Regions from separate parts of the Homo sapiens genome. Here region 2 is linked to region 1. The links are chromatin loops, found by intact Hi-C in ENCODE. Cell type or tissue: IMR-90. All regions are shown on one strand. Each heading gives the region's core, and the rest is flanking DNA. Links, peaks and the distances in the headings are about the cores only.

The links. A loop is a pair of places that touch in the nucleus more often than their neighbours do. Peaks named below come from ENCODE experiments on the same cell type or tissue, not always from the same donor. Only the 100,000 strongest peaks of a DNase experiment are listed, where the experiment ranks them.
Region 2: a loop joins it to region 1, with 5 times the contacts of the local background. A loop is called at or near these places in 4 of 110 quality-filtered maps.

Annotation. Positions count from the first base shown.
Region 1 is chr11:106,373,922-106,381,764 of GRCh38, forward strand. The region is part of intron 2 of LOC105369474 (a long non-coding RNA gene); the gene reads left to right. Among named protein-coding and RNA genes, the nearest start is that of LINC02719, 250 kb to the left of the region's middle. In IMR-90, for the core only: no CTCF peak of the experiment used is centred there; no DNase peak of the experiment used is centred there.
Region 2 is chr11:106,421,328-106,429,170 of GRCh38, forward strand. No RefSeq gene overlaps it. Among named protein-coding and RNA genes, the nearest start is that of LINC02719, 290 kb to the left of the region's middle. In IMR-90, for the core only: no CTCF peak of the experiment used is centred there; a DNase peak (open chromatin) is centred at 3,004.

The DNA of each region.
Region 1 (7,843 bases), core at 1,333-5,332:
GGTGGAGGGTATTAGGTAAGTTCTAGTGAGGGTGGATAATAAGTAAGTTTTTTTTTTTTTTATTTAGAAGGTGATAAGTCTTTTGGACAACAGCAAAAAGTGAATGAGGATTAGGAGATTAGAAGGAGTGGATAGGTTGCAATTTTAAATTGAGTGGTGAGAGAAGACTTCATTGAGAAGCTGACATTTTAGCAAAGGTTTTATTGGGCAAGGAAATTTTCAGTACACATATACAGAAAAGAAATTCAAGACAGAGAAGAGAATGAGAAGAGAGAGAAGAGAACAAATATGGCTGGTATTTTCGAGCAATAGGCAAGAAGACAGCATGGATGCTGTCTAAGTGAGGAAAAATAAAGATAAATTACTAAGTGAGGAAAGATAAAGTCAGAGAAGTAACAAGTTTCTTTTGATTAATTTATTGGTTTGGGGATTCCTAGATCCCATAGGTAATATAAATGCATATGTTAAAATTGGGTAAGAACAGGCCTACAATTTTAATTCTCAAGAGAGGCCTATATATGCTTTTTATGACCAACTGCACTGTTTAAACAGACAGGCTTCTCATACCTCAACTATTGGTGGTGGATGAATTTTCTTTTCCACCTTTTCATGAAGTTATAACGCTTCAAGGGTTGAGAAACTTTTCAGGCATATCAGTTCCAACTCCCCACATTGCTCAAAACCAAGGCCGATTTTTCTGTCCCTAAGTGGCCATTGAAACCTAAAAATCTTTGGTTTCTGAGGCTGAGAGACTCGATAACCCCAGTGTTATTTCACACTTCCCACTCTTTCAGTTTCTTCTTTGTTTCCGATCCCTGAGGACTTCTCTTACTTTCTTGACAACTGAAACGTGCATTTAAAATACTGCCTGTAATAGTTTATTTAACATTTTCCAGGTGCCTTTTAGGCAGTTCAGTTTTCACATTTTTGAAAACAGAAGTCCAAAACACTTTCTATATACAGGTGGGGAGACAGAGGTAAAGGATATATTTTTCCTGCCTGAAGGAACTCACATATTAGAAGTAGATATAGAAACACATGATTATGTTTAAGTATAATCACCACTCTGATAAAAGCTAGTAAAAACTGCCATGAAAACAGAATGTAGATAGGTATTCATTTGAGTGCGCTGAAATGGAGAAGGCATCACTAATGATGCAATAGATGATGTGAGCCTGGAAGAATTGATAGTAGGCTGCCATGTGGAGGGAGAAAGCTTTTGTGTTCAAAGGCTTAGAGGAGAGTAATGAGGCTTGTGGGGCCAAACGGTGGTGCCTTGGGAAAGATGGAGGTGTGGGAATATTATGTACTTAAGGAGGTAAAAAGATGATTAAGAGGATGAACTTAAAGGAAATTTTCTTATTTAAAATTTTATCTCAGCTGGGCATGGTGGCTCACACCTGTAATCCCAGCACTTTGGGAGGCCGAGGTGGGCAGATCACCTGAGGTTGGGGGTTCAAGACCAACCTGACCAACATGGAGAAACCCCATCTCTACTAAAAATACAAAATCAGCCGGGCATGGTGGCACATGCCTGTAATCCCAGCTACTGCAGAGGCTGAGGCAGGAGAATGGCTTGAACCCGAGAGGCGGAGGTTGCTGTGAGCTGAGATCGTGCCATTGCACTCTAGCCTGGGCAACAAGAGTGATACTTCATCTCAAAAAAATAAAAATAAAAATTTTTATCTCAAGCCCTCCGTGAGTGCCAGGTACAAAGTTAGGGTTTAAAGGAAGCCAGTGTTCTTTATAGAGTGAGGTTTGTACACATGGGCCAGTACCTATGAGATTTTCCCACAACAATCAATTTAAACTATTACTGAAAAAGACTTCCTGAGCTCCCCTACCAGAGTTTTAAGACTTGTTTTCTATAAAAGTCCTGTTGATAAACAAATTCTCTCTAGGATGACCATCTTAATTTGCCCAGGACTAAGGGAGGGCCCAGAACACAGAACTTTGAGTTTTAAAACTGGTGGATGTCCTGGACAAACAGGGAAGAGATGGGCACTTTAGATATCCCCCTAGAATTTAAACCTCTACAAGAGCAGAAGAATGTTTAAAATGTTACTTGGCTTGTGGTAGATGATTAGCAAATATTTAATGCAAGAATTATACATGAATGAATATTTTTGCCATACAAGAAGGTATCCAGCTACCTCAACACATCCAGTTGACATTTAATAGGCATATCCAATTTTACATATCCAAAGTTGACTGTGAGAGGCCCCATCAAACCTTCACCAAAGGGAAAAATAGACACGTTTTCAGCTCTGGTGTCTGGAACAGTACTTAGGCCATTGTTTCTAGTGGAACAGGGTCAATGTAATGGAAACGAAAGACAAATAGGACCTTCACACTCAGAGAAAGTTATGATGAGCAACACTGGAGCAAAATTCCCCGTAGACTAGGCACATTATTTAGAGAATAGGCTATCCCTCTTAAAGAATTTATGATGAAGGCTCCTGCTAGTTTCCTGGTGACCAAAATGAGGCATACATCCACATCTTCTGGTTTTTCTATTTTTTGGAAAATTTTATGGCTAATGAAAATAGAAACTATTGCAAAATGTATTGTCTTCCTCTGAAATGTAAAGATTTAAGGATTGTTGTGCACTTTTCTCTTTCCAGACAACTTGCATTTCTACAGCCTTATATTAAGTGCTTTGGGGATATGAGCATATCTGAGTAGAATAGAGTGAAGCAGAGATGGAGGGGATCTTGCCTATGCATAGTGTACATTTCCTGGGCTGTTTAGAAGAGGAGGTGTTATTTGAAGGGAGATGTTTCAAAACAGGGAGTTGGGCTTTTGAAATAAGGCATGGTAAACATGAGAGATACACATTTGATCCCACAGTGTATTTCAAAGACATTTTATAAAGGTGCAAAAGAGTCAAGAGAAACATGAAAAAGGGAAACAGGATTCATTCTGGCCTCCTGTTATGCTGCCTAATGCTGAAGAGACCTCTTTTCCCAGCTCTGCCATTGTTTTCATTTTGGAAGTATTGATATCGACACTAACAGCATTGCCAACTGGGACATTTTCCTGCCTCTTAAAAGAGGGGCCAATTCATTTGAATGGTATTCTTAACTTTGATTTCTATAAATAGGATTCTGGAATAGTCAAAACAAATATATATTTTTTAATATTAAGTGGGAAATGTAGCATGGTTATTCCAAACTCACCTAACCTGCATTCAGGGATCAATCCGAAAGTTCCTATTTCTGCATCATAATATTGTTTTTCAGATTGATGCTGAACATTAGGAAAGGAAGATTTATTGGCACAATTTTTTTTTAAATTTTTTTTGAGATGGAGTCTCGCTCTGTTGCCAGGCTGGAGTGCAGTGGCACGATCTTGGCTCACTGCAACCTCCACCTCCTGGGTTCAAGAGATTCTCCTGCCTCAGCCTCCCGAATAGCAGGGACTACAGGCACATGCCCCCACACCCAGCTAATTTTTGTACTTTTAGTAGAGACAGGTTTCACCATGTTGGCCAGGATGGTCTCAATCTCTTGACCTCGTGATCCATCTGCCCTGGCCTCCCAAAGTGCTGGGATTACAAGCATGAGCCACCGCACCTGGCCTTTTGGCACAATTTAAAACCTTCTCAAGTCATTTAAAGAGATCAAACAAATCATTTTCTCATTTTTTCCCAAAACTTCTATTTTTATCATAAAACAAGGGAGATATCCATTTTTTAAAAGAAGTTAGAAATATATAACACATAAAAATTATAAGTTCTATAGCATGCTACATTCCAGAAATAACCCTATACTTACCCAACAATAAAAAAGAGTTGTGTTGCAAAATCCCTTGTGAGATAGCAAAGGAAAAGAGATCTAGTCAGAACTAAAATGGAAATAGTGTTTAATCAAATGCAGATAGTGAAGGGATAAATTCAATCTATAAACTATAACAGGGTAGCATGACAGACTAGGTTTTAATCCTATCACACAGGAAAAAGGTACATGCTAGGCTGGAAATTACTGCAGTTACCTACACTGATGATTTACAGGATGGTTGAGAAAAAAGTAATGAAACCAATTTCTCTCTCACTTGCACTGGAGGTTTTTTCGGGTCTTTGAGTGTAGAGAATGGTAGAAGATTACAGCAGAGCAATCTAATACTAAAAAACTCCATATAGATATTTAAAAATCTAATAAAAATAATCAGAGCAGGGTAGGGAGAGGAGAAAGAAGCTAAACATTTGGGAAGTCCTGTTCATAAAACTCTTCTCTATAAGAATTTCTTAAAGCCATCTATATGTTCCGTGTAGCAACATCTGCCCCTCCACCCCTTCATTTAACAGAGTGTGCAGCATTCAGTTTGAAAAGATAACATGGTTGATGCTTCCTCGCCCCCAGCATTCATCATTATTCTCTCTGTAGGTCTGAGCTGGGAGGATCTTCTTTTTCTTATTTGGCCGATCTTATGTTTCCTAAAAAGACTTCAGTATATTGGATGAAAATCTCTGTCTTCTCTTTTCTAAGCTTTTTATATTTATCTATGTGAATATGTAATATTTTTGTAATATAATATATACGTATTGTATTTATGTTAGTTCTTTTTGAAAATAATTCTCTGCCAGGTAGAAATTAAGGAGTACTGCCTATGTAAAATGAGCCTGGGTTGGAAAGAAAACAGGTGGCTGCAGTCAGATAATCATCCTACCGTTTCTGTCTTTATCAACCCCACCCTCAGGTACCTATCTCTGGCTCCTAATTCTTTCATTGGTCCTCCTTCTGTTGCAGAACACTGAAACCTTACCTGCAGCTTCCTAGTGGTCTCTCTGGTCTGTTCCCCCTGTATATGACTGCTTTTCCTAGCATTGATTCCCCTTCTCATTTCTGATACCTATTCCTCTAAAGACCTTGGCTCTGTGCATCTGCCTTGTTACTGCTTTATCTCTCCTTTCCTGTCCTCCTCCTCCTCACCCTCACTCAATCACGGGAAACCCCTTCCAGTCTGGCATTCTCTTTTCAGTTACGGCAATTGTCTCCTCCCAGTGAGAGTCTTCTGCAGGCTTTGCCTTTTCTTTGATAAGAGGAGAAGTACAGAATCATAGAGACAACTGTTGTTTGATTGCATCATCCTGTAGATTATTTGTTCAAAGAGGGTCTTGCCTGCTGATTTATGTAAATTAATCCATAAAGGGAAAACACTGCTTAAACCAAGAGCCCCTGAGTCACTAGAAGGGGTGAAAAATCCATTTCTTTCTACCAATCCTAAATTTACCAACTTTCCCAATTAGTCTCATATCACACATATCAAAATTTGCTTACGAGAAATTGCCACCAAGTTTGAATATGATTGGGTAGTTAGAGGAGCATTGATAACCTGCCTGTAGTTCTTTATGTTATAAATTCCACTAAAGTCTAGTTATGATTGAATGTTGGACTCCAAGTGACTCCTGGCTTGCTTAAGTAACCAAAACCATAACTTACCAGCGCCCCATGCTGTCAGTTAAAGAAGGAAGGCTCTCTTTCAAGATGGTTGTCCCTGGGAAATTGGTAGCTCCTCTGCTCACCTCACTGGGGACTTTATGTCACCATTTGCTTAGGAAGCTGTTCAAGATCTCTCTAAGTGTTACACAGAGACCCCCCCTTCCCCCCACTCCCACTTTCTGCCTCACAGGTTTCTAACGTACAGTGGCCAAGTGAGATCAAAAGAGCAGATGAGGTGTGGTTATTTTGTGGCTTTTTTTTTTATTGTTTTGCTATTTTCTATGTAGAGGCAAAGACTAAAGAATTTTTACCTCTTACATTTTGATGGTGTATTTCTTTGGATCACACCTGTCTAACCCATCTTGAGAGACTTTATTAAGGTGTGATTTAGCAATAATAGGAATTGAGGAAATTTGAAACTTAAAATATAATAACTACCTGTCATGACTGGTTAAAAATATGACAGTGATGCCACAGTGCAGATACTTCCCAGTAATCAGAACATTTCTTTCTTAACTTCTGCAGTCTAATTTAAGTCAGCCTCCACAGCAGTTGCTTCACCCTATCTTCCTCATATCAGATCATTCCATCTGAAACTCTGAGACTCTAAAGCAGCCTTAGGCCTCCCAGGTCAAGGCGTGTTGCCATTATAAGATCACTCAAGCACCATCCATTACCACTCACTTGCTCACATGCAATTTTAAGGAAGCAGACTTGTAGCTAATTAGAAAAAATAGCTGTTCAATTCATTAAAAACTATCTTATGCTTAGAGAGAGGAAAATACACTTTAAAAATGTGACATGTGAAAATCTATTTTTCAAACAGAGAAATACTTTGTGAAAGTTGTTATGAATGTTTAAATACAGGACTAAATCACCTTTTTTTTCAGAGTAAAATTTTTTTTTTGACAGTTTCTGGTGGTCGGAATCCCCCGTTATGCTAATTTTATTTCAATTGCCCAGTCAAGGATGAGGAGGGAAAGAGCAGTGCTCTGACTCCAGCCAGGCTTCGGAACTCTGGGCTTGGAATTGAATTGGGTCAGAAATGGCAGCTCACTCTAGGGAGTGGTACTAAGGGAAGGACTAAATGGGGTATCCAGAGTAGAAGTGAGTAAAATCTAGAGCAAAATAGTTAAGTCAAACAAACAATCAGTCTAAAGGTTGATGGAGAAAGGCAAACCCTGGTCAAAAATGTGGTTGAAGACAGTGGGATAGAACAAGTGGGTTTTGGTGAGTAGATGTTGGGCAGAGAGGGGCTGGCTCCACTTTTAAGGGTATCTGTGGCCACTTGGGAGATGAGGGAGCTCTAAGTGTCTTGGGAGGATTAACCTTTCTTTTATTTTGACTGAAAGCTTGAGATATGTGTAAGAGTAGAGTATACAATAGGAGGTGAATTCCAGCTTCCAGTCATACCTGGAATGCTCGGTACCATCCCATAACTGCCCTTGACATGGAGAGTCAACGAAAGCTGGCCAAGAGACTCATAGCCAAGATCAGCATTGGGAAAAATGTACAGTGATGGAAGTTTTCTTAGAGTTATTCTTCCAGTCTCCTCTTTATTCCCAGACAGTGTGTCACTTGGTGGGGAGGAGGCATCCATAGGCAACTTCTCATCTTTTAAGCTAATGGGTCTCAAAATGTGGTCCCAGGAACTCTGGGGGATTCCTTAACCCTTTTCAGGAAGTTCACAAGGTGAAAACTACTTCCTAGTAATACTAAAATGCTTTTTGCCTTTTTTTCTTTTCATTTTCTCATGAGTGTACAGTGGAGTTTCCAGTATTAGATGGTAACAGACTGAATGCAGAAACAGACTGGAGAACCTAGCTGTTTTCTATTAAGCCATTTTTATTTGAAAATATGTAAATTAATGTCCTTCTTGTCATTATTGTGTCAGTCTTGTACAGTTAGTTATTTATAAAGATACATTATTTTTGTGAATATATTATGTGTTTATTCTTAGTTTTAAATAAATTTTTAAAAATTCAGTTTTAATTTCTGATGTAGTTTACCACGTAAGCAAAAGCTTTGGAGGTCCTCAATAATTTCTATGAGTATAAAGTGGTCCTGAGTCCAAAAAGCTCGGGAACATTGTTTTAGGTCTATGCCTTTCCACTGTCCCTGTTCTTGAAGCAGGCGAAGCTGGCATCTGATTCTGAGATATGATGCTGAGAGCTCCATGCAGGCTCCTCTTATAACCTCTCCCCATTAGTCTATCACTGGTGCCTGACTTATCACTACTTGCAATTTCTTTATTTGGATTAAGTGATAGACAATGCAGAGCACTCTAAAAGATAAGTTTATTAAACTTTATCAGCAGTTAGCATCCTTTCAATATTGAACACCCATATAATAACACATTATTTAGTAGTTCCCAAACTTTAGAGCACATGAGAATAGATAAG
Region 2 (7,843 bases), core at 1,471-5,470, 48 kb after region 1:
TGGAGGAGGAATCACCAGAAGATGCCTGCAGAAGAAGACAACTGGACTAAGGCTAGCAGATGAAGTGGAAGTTATCAAGAACAACAGGGAGTGAAAGAATATACCAGAAGAGCATTCTGTGGAGAGGAAAGAGCCAAAGCCAAGTTATGAAGATGGGAAAAGCACACTGTATGTGAGAAGCAGCCTTCTGACAATAAACTTTTGGTTTAGCAGATTAGCTCCTGGGCACAAGACACCATGGTTTTGAGGGTAGGAAGGAGAAGAAAAAAATATTCTTTTAAAAAATTTTCTCAGTTCTTGTGGGTGTCATCATGTATGTGTCTGCTATTTTACTTCCCAGGCCTCAAAGTCATTAACTCCTAATTTCCAGTATATAGATGGAAGAGTTAGTCACATATTAAAGTCTTCAAATCCTTTTATCCAATTTATAGATGGTATTGTTCATCTGAAGAATTAGGACATACTTTTAAATCCTTGGTTTGCCTCTGAATTCCTATACAGTGAAGCCAGAGACAAGATTTATCTGAGATAGAAACCAGGGATCATTTCCCTGGTTTCAATACTCTACTTGTCACTACACAAATATCAGTTTAATTCACACTTAAATATTTAATAGCCTCTAATCATATTAAAAGCATTTAAATTTGTAGCTGAACTTTCATTTCACCTCTACTGCACAGAGAAATTAAAAAGTCAGTTTCCAGATGGCTGCATCATTCAGTGTGTGCTCTCAGAGGTGGCCTGGTTCATCTGGAATTCAGAGTCTGTTGAATGTGCTGGGAGATATCAGATTTCAATGCCCCAGGTATTCCTGAATCCCATAGCTCAGCCGTGCAGGGATTAGCTAGCCAATCTGTTTCTATTTCAGAAATTCACTGGGTGCCCAGCACTGTACTAGACACAAGTGAGACCAAATAATAATATTATCTCTAGTACATAATATTTTTCTTGTTACAGGGGAGGTAAGCCAGCCTTGTTCACATTAATTAGTCAAAAATTGGGAAAAATAGTTTTGGTGAACTGCTGTGTAATATCACTTAGTTTTGTTTTGTTTGTTTTTGTTTGTTTTTTTTTTTTGAGATGGAGTCTTGCTCTGTCGCCAGACTGGAGTGTATTGGCGTGATCTCGGCTCAGTGCAACCTCTGCCTCCTGGGTTCCAGCGATTCTTGTGCCTCAGCCTCCCAAGTAGCTGGGATTACAAGCATGCGCCCCTACACCCAGCTAATTTTTGTATTTTTAGTAGAGACGGGGTTTCACCATGTTGGCCAGGATGGTCTCGATCCCCTGACCTCATGATCCACCTGTCTCAGCCTCAAAGTCCTGGGATTACAGGCGTGAGCCACTGCACCCAGCCTATCACTTAGTTTTTTAAAGTGAGTATCTTTCACTGGCTGGTAAGAAGCCCATGACAAACAGAAAAATGAAATAGGTCAGCTATAAACTGTTTTGCACACTGAATCTGAGCCAAGTGGAGTCTGCAGGTATCAGGAAGTAATGAGTTTTCCTGGTTGAGAAGGAGGTCAGCCTTTAGATGTTGGTGGAAGGGATGGACTACAAAAGGCACCTTTGGCATCCCCTGACACCACTATCTCTTAAGTTCCGTTAAAGATGTCTGCTATTAAAAATTTCCAAAATGAATTATTTGGGACCATTCACTGAATCATATATTTAATAAATATTTTTTAGTACACTCTTAAAAATGCCACAGGCTGAAAATGCCAACATGATAGACATAATATTTAGCATCAAGAATCTTACATTCTAGTAGGCGTGGAAGACAAATACACAGTAAGCCCAGTACAGTGTGAAAAGCACTACAATAAACACACAGTACCCGGTGTGATAACGCAGAGGGGAATGTCTCCTAAACCTGCCTAGTCAGTCACAGATGCTGATCACCTTACAGGTGATATGATGCTTAATCTGCGAATAATTAAGCAGAGAAAGGTTTTCTAGGCTGAGAAGTGAGTGGGTCGAGACGTACTCTGGAAGTTTTAGTTTAGAATGGCTGAGATGTAGGTATTTGGGGGCGTAGCAAAGATGAGGATGGAAACCAAGTAGGAAGGGGCCATGTCATGATGACAGAACTAAAACCCTTTTGAGAAGCAAATTTTGGGAGAAGAAATAAACATGAATCAATTACCTTCCACTTATACTTTGCACCAAATCAGCAAATATATTGACTTCTGTTAAATGAATGACACACAGGATAGTTATGTTTCTGTGTAGCCTTCAAGAAACTACAAGACGTTGGTTACAAGGATTTGGTAAGGCTTGCATACTCAGGGTGCCAACTGAAGACACTGGGCCCCTTTGGTCTAAGATGAAATGCGTTTCAATAATAATACTTCCTTTATTATTGAAAGCATTTATTTATTGTGCAAGCATTTTAGAAAATGACACTAATTCCCCTGATAGGAAAGTTTCTATTGGTAAATCACTCCTCCACTTATTCATTAATTTAACATAAATTCTTTTAATGTCCAGTCTATCCTGGGCTCCAAGATGTAAGATGTAGGGCTTTGGGAACCTTATCCCAAATCACTGAAAACATATGGCAGAGCTCCTGACTGGGCTCCCTGCTCTGTCATCTCACTTTCTCCCTCTTCAGCATTTTATCCAGGTCCCAACTCCCTAGTTACTGCTGGCAACTCTAAGGAACTTTGCCCTTCTCTATGCCCTGGGTTATACAGAACAAAAATTAAAAGGTAAATAATATATAGCTTTTTCATTCAAGAAGTTCATTTCCTAGGAAAAAGAATAAATGTACAAAATGAAATCCTGCTACAAAATGATTAGAGCTATAAAAATGTACAGGATGAATTAGAAGGCAGGTAGAGACAATGGAGGCAGTGAGACTGGCCAGCAGGCTGCTGAACTAGTCAGGAGGGAAGGGGGGAGGGAAGAGGTGAAGGTGGATAGAACAGGGAAGACTTCAGATTTTGGAGTTGTCCTGCTATGTAGATTGTGGCCATGACTCAATGCTTATTAATGCATGGATCACATTTGCCTTCTGGTGACTTCTTTGGCCCAATGCCAGAATGTTAAATCACAAGGGGTAGAAATCAGCAGCAGAGTTTTCAGTGTTTTCCTCCAAATATTGTCGAGCCAGGAGGTCTCGGTTTACAGAGGAACTGGGGAAGTTACTAGGACTCACTGATGGAAAACACAAAGATCAGATCGGGAGTCAACTGTAGTTCCAGTTTGATAAACTGAACATCTCACAGCCACACAGTTGTGATTTTTTTTTTATTATTTTTTTTTTGTATAGTGCAATTTTGAGCAACTCTGTTACTCAGTTGATGGGAGGAGGAAGACTCATTACCCTGGGGAATTTACTCTTTCTTATTTTACCTTCTCAAAATCAAAATTATAAAGTGGGAATTAATGCAACACAACGCAACACACCATATGCAACACAATGGAACCAGGCCTCCGCCATTTGCTAAACGTTCTCTGCCACATAACACCTAAGTCACAGCTTGCCAGTGCTGGATGGTGTAGTTTTTTGTTCCATCTTAGTTGTGCAGCATTTTTTTTTCTTTTCTGGTATTTAACAGTTCCACTAAAGTACTACCTGAGTGGGAAGAGAAATCTTTGAATTTCACCAGCTTGTAACTCATACACCTATATTCATTTTAGTCCTGGCAAGAGCAATTGGTTAATCCTTAGCACAGGCTGTAACAGGAAGGTGATCTATTTGTTCATCAAGTGCACTATTGTTTTCATCAATGGATTGTCATTTTTAAAATTAAACCCTTAACAGTATAATATCGTACCCTTTCTTCTCTGCTAGTTTTCTCTTCTCGGTTTTTCACATATTTTAATATAACAGAATCGGAAATATGCTGAAATATACGTGATTGTGCTTTCAATGCTACTGCATAGGAGTATTTCTGAGCTTGTCATAAAATGTCGTAAATGACACAGGCACTACCAAGAAGCATTTAAATTCATTTACATATAATGAAAAGTTTTTTTTCATAAATCATGCTTTCCCAAGTAAATTTCCTGATGAATCATCAAGCTTTTGTATCATAATTCAAGTACTGACCCTCTGCTATGAGGGCAGCTTGCAGCAAAATTGTATTGGGATTAAAAATTTCGTTTTTCTACCATCTTTTGATAGAGCTTTTATTGATAATCTTACTGTTATTAAAATGAATAGCTAGTATAATTATTATGTATTTCTAAATTCCTTAGAGTCAATAAAAATTACCTCTTTTTTTTGCACTATGACAATGTCAAGTATTCCTGGGTTTTTATACAATTTCATAAAATCTCTTCATTATGTATTGTTTTGCAGTATATGAAAATTGTTATTAGTCAGCTGCCAATTGCTTCCATCTAAAAATAAATAAAACAAAAAATTGAGGAGAATCACGCAACAATGGCATATAGAATTTAGCAATGGGAAGAATATGGGTGCCTGTTACTCAGCAAAAAACAGGCTGGAGGGTTGAAGCAGATAATATGGAAAATAAGTAAACAACCTGATTAGATTCCTCTCACATTTTTATGATAGCTTTGCTTTTAGTAAGATAATTTTTCTGTTTGTGTTTTCTTGATGTATTTTTGTTGGGGAAGAAATTGCTAGCATCTTTATTCATGTTGGAATATCCTGGAGTGAAATTCAATGTCACTAGTTTGGTTTTTCATATTTTGACTAGATGTCAGTTCACTAGTTGGAAGGTTCTGTGTCTGCCGTATTTGATCACTTGACATTTCTGAAGGCTTTGCTTATGTAGTGTAGGAGTCATGAATTGAAAATTGGAATACCATGCATGAAAACCGCCTTAGTAAACATTTACAGTTTATCTTGTTCCAGCACTTTAAGAAAAATAAATAACTTTATATGGTCTATGAAAAAACAATTTAAAACCTTTGAGTATTTAAAGTACATTTATTTATTGCCTACTTAATCATGGTATTCTTTCGTGTCTTAGGCTGGGTTCCCTGGAAATAGACTTGAGATGCCGATGCATATGCAAGTAATATATTGGTATTTGTGCTAAGAGCAAAAATTATGAGGGATTGAGGGAAGCTGGAGTGGGTATAAGAAGTTGAATTCTGGTGCAATGACAAAACAGAGGCTGTTTGCACAAGGAGCTCTGAAGCTGGCATAGATCTTCAGAGTTTCCCAAACTGGGCTGTGGTTCTTCCACTTCAACCAGTCATTGAATGTAGGCTGCTACGGTGGATGGGATGTCATCATGAGCAACATAGCTCCCTTTGGTTGATGGCAATTCCTAGGGAGAAACAAAAGTGTGAACTGCCAGGAGCCAATACTCCTGGCAGCTGGGGGAATATGTACCTTTGTCCTGAAGGGAATATCTGGGCAGCACACCACAATATGGAGAACACCCACTGAAAACCCTGGACATGGTATTACTGCTTTTGGAGAATTTCTATTAAAGCTTATAGACATTTGACCTGAAACCATTTAAGTAAGAAATGGTATAGCATTGCATATTTCAAAATTCATGGTTTAAAAAAATACAGTCTGTTAAAAACTCCACTGAATTGATGTGGCTTGAAGTTCTGGGTCTTGCTTTCTTCTTGACTCACCTCAGTGTATTAGTCATGGCTGCCTCTACCTTGAAAAATGCTTGAGGCACTGAAAAAGTTAGGATATGTTTACTTCTGAACAAAATGGAGGCTAACATTATTTTCTGAAAAAATGCTATGGTATAGATATTATTGGTATAAAATAATTTAATAATAATCCTGGTAAAAATCTAAGAGTGAGTTTGAGAAATCAGTTTTTAACTCACAAATTTTATTTGTCCAGAGCAACAGGTATATTTCTGGTCGTTTAACCAACATTTATTAAATATCTACCATATGTCAGAAACTATGGAGGAATCACAAATGATTTCTTATTCTTGAAGAGTTTATAAACTATTTGTGAGAATGACAGATTTATGTCATCAATATTGGTTACCCACAGAAAGATGGGATTCTGCCATATTTAGATACAATCACTATGATAGTTCAGAGAGGGGATAGATAAGACAGTTTATTTTGAATCAGTAAGAAAATATTTGTGGAAAATATGGCCTTCGATAGATGGAGGAGAACTGGATATTTGGAGTCTGGAAAAGATCAGTATTTCTAGATTTAGGAGAGAATTTGAAAACATAAAGATAGAGGTATGAGATTTCCAGATCAGCTGGAGCTAAGGATAATTAAGTAAGTAAGTGTTAGACATGGCAAAGAATGCCAGCTAACTGAGGATCTTGAATGCTGGGCTAAGGATTCAAAGTTTTTAATAGACAAGTGGAAATTATTGAGGAGTTTTGACTCTAAGACTGAATAGATTTCTCTTGAATTAACTCTAAATAGTTTTGTTTCTCTATTTCTATTTTCTGAAACACAGAGCTCTTAATTTCAAACCATTCAACTAGCATTTGTTGTTCACTTATTATATCCTTAGTTTCTCAAAATCAGTTTCTAGTATACTCTATGCGACTATTTAAAAAAATAAAAGAAACACATTTCCAATTTAAATGCCTTCTGAACAATTTTATTAAAAAAATGCTGCTGGCACTTGAAGCTCAATATGTCCTAAACTACTCATAATTTACATCACACTAGCAAACACACACACACACACACAAACAAACACACACCACAAGCCTCCCATCCTGCTGGCTCTCATCACAATTAATTATATAATGAGGAAAAATGTGGTGTTAAGTAAGTCTACCAGTAAACATTTCCACAGTCTAGACAGATTTTTTTAGTGTGTGTAGATGGTGTGGGAGTGGGAAGTTCGATTGTCTGCTTTTTCTTCATTCTGAGAAAACATTAAAATAGGCTTTTTAGTTTGGCCAACACAAGTCAAAGAAGATCAAAATTATTCTGCACAATAAAGTAAGAGGTTGTCTTCTTTAGATGAAATATTATTATTTCAAATATTTCAAAATATGATTTTAACAATTTTTTTTTCTGCAGGAGACAGGTTCTTTGAGAATTTGATACAGTGAGCACATTGTATAGGTGATTAATAAATATTTGTGGAATGAATGAATGAACATGCCATTAGGGTTGTATAATTAGTTGTCAGCATTTTGTAGTTGCGGAAAGTGTGACATAGAAAGATTAAATAACTTTCCCAAGAGCATTCCGTTAGGAAGTGTCAGGTCCATGCTCTTGACATATTGCAATATTGCTTCTGGTAACATGGCAGGAAGGGATCAACAGAGCTGCTATAAGCAGGAGTCCTAATCTGAACGTGAGAGGCAAAAGGGTATTGGATTTTCTGCAGTTAGACTCCATGGGAGCTTGAGATATTTTAATTGACTATTAACTGAACGGATGATGCTAGAAGAATGGAACACTTGATCACCCAAGGCAAGAATCTTCATGTCAGACTTGACATTTTGTTCACCTCTCATATTCAGTCATTTGTCAGGCTGATCCATTCTTTACTGGTCTTTTCAAATCTATCTTCTTCCTTCTAGTTTCATAATCATTGCTATAAAGTTAATGCACTGAGATGATTTTAACAGCATTCTAAATTATCTATCTCCAGATTCATCTAAATCCTAAACACTTCTCTCAGAATAATCTCTCATTTGTAGAATCCTCTAGTTTTTTCCAGACACACATTCTTACTCTTGTATTTTTCCCCCATTTACTAGGTTTTAAAAAGATGTTTCTTTTCAAAATTTAAATTACACTTTCCTTTTCTTGCTCCTTAAAAGAGGAAGAAGCTTTTATTTCTAAGCAATTTTTCTATCTCTGTCTTTATCATCAATATTGCCATCTATTTTAAACTTCAGGTAAATGAAAATCCTTAAATTAAGACATGTTTCTGCGAAATCACGTATCTATAATT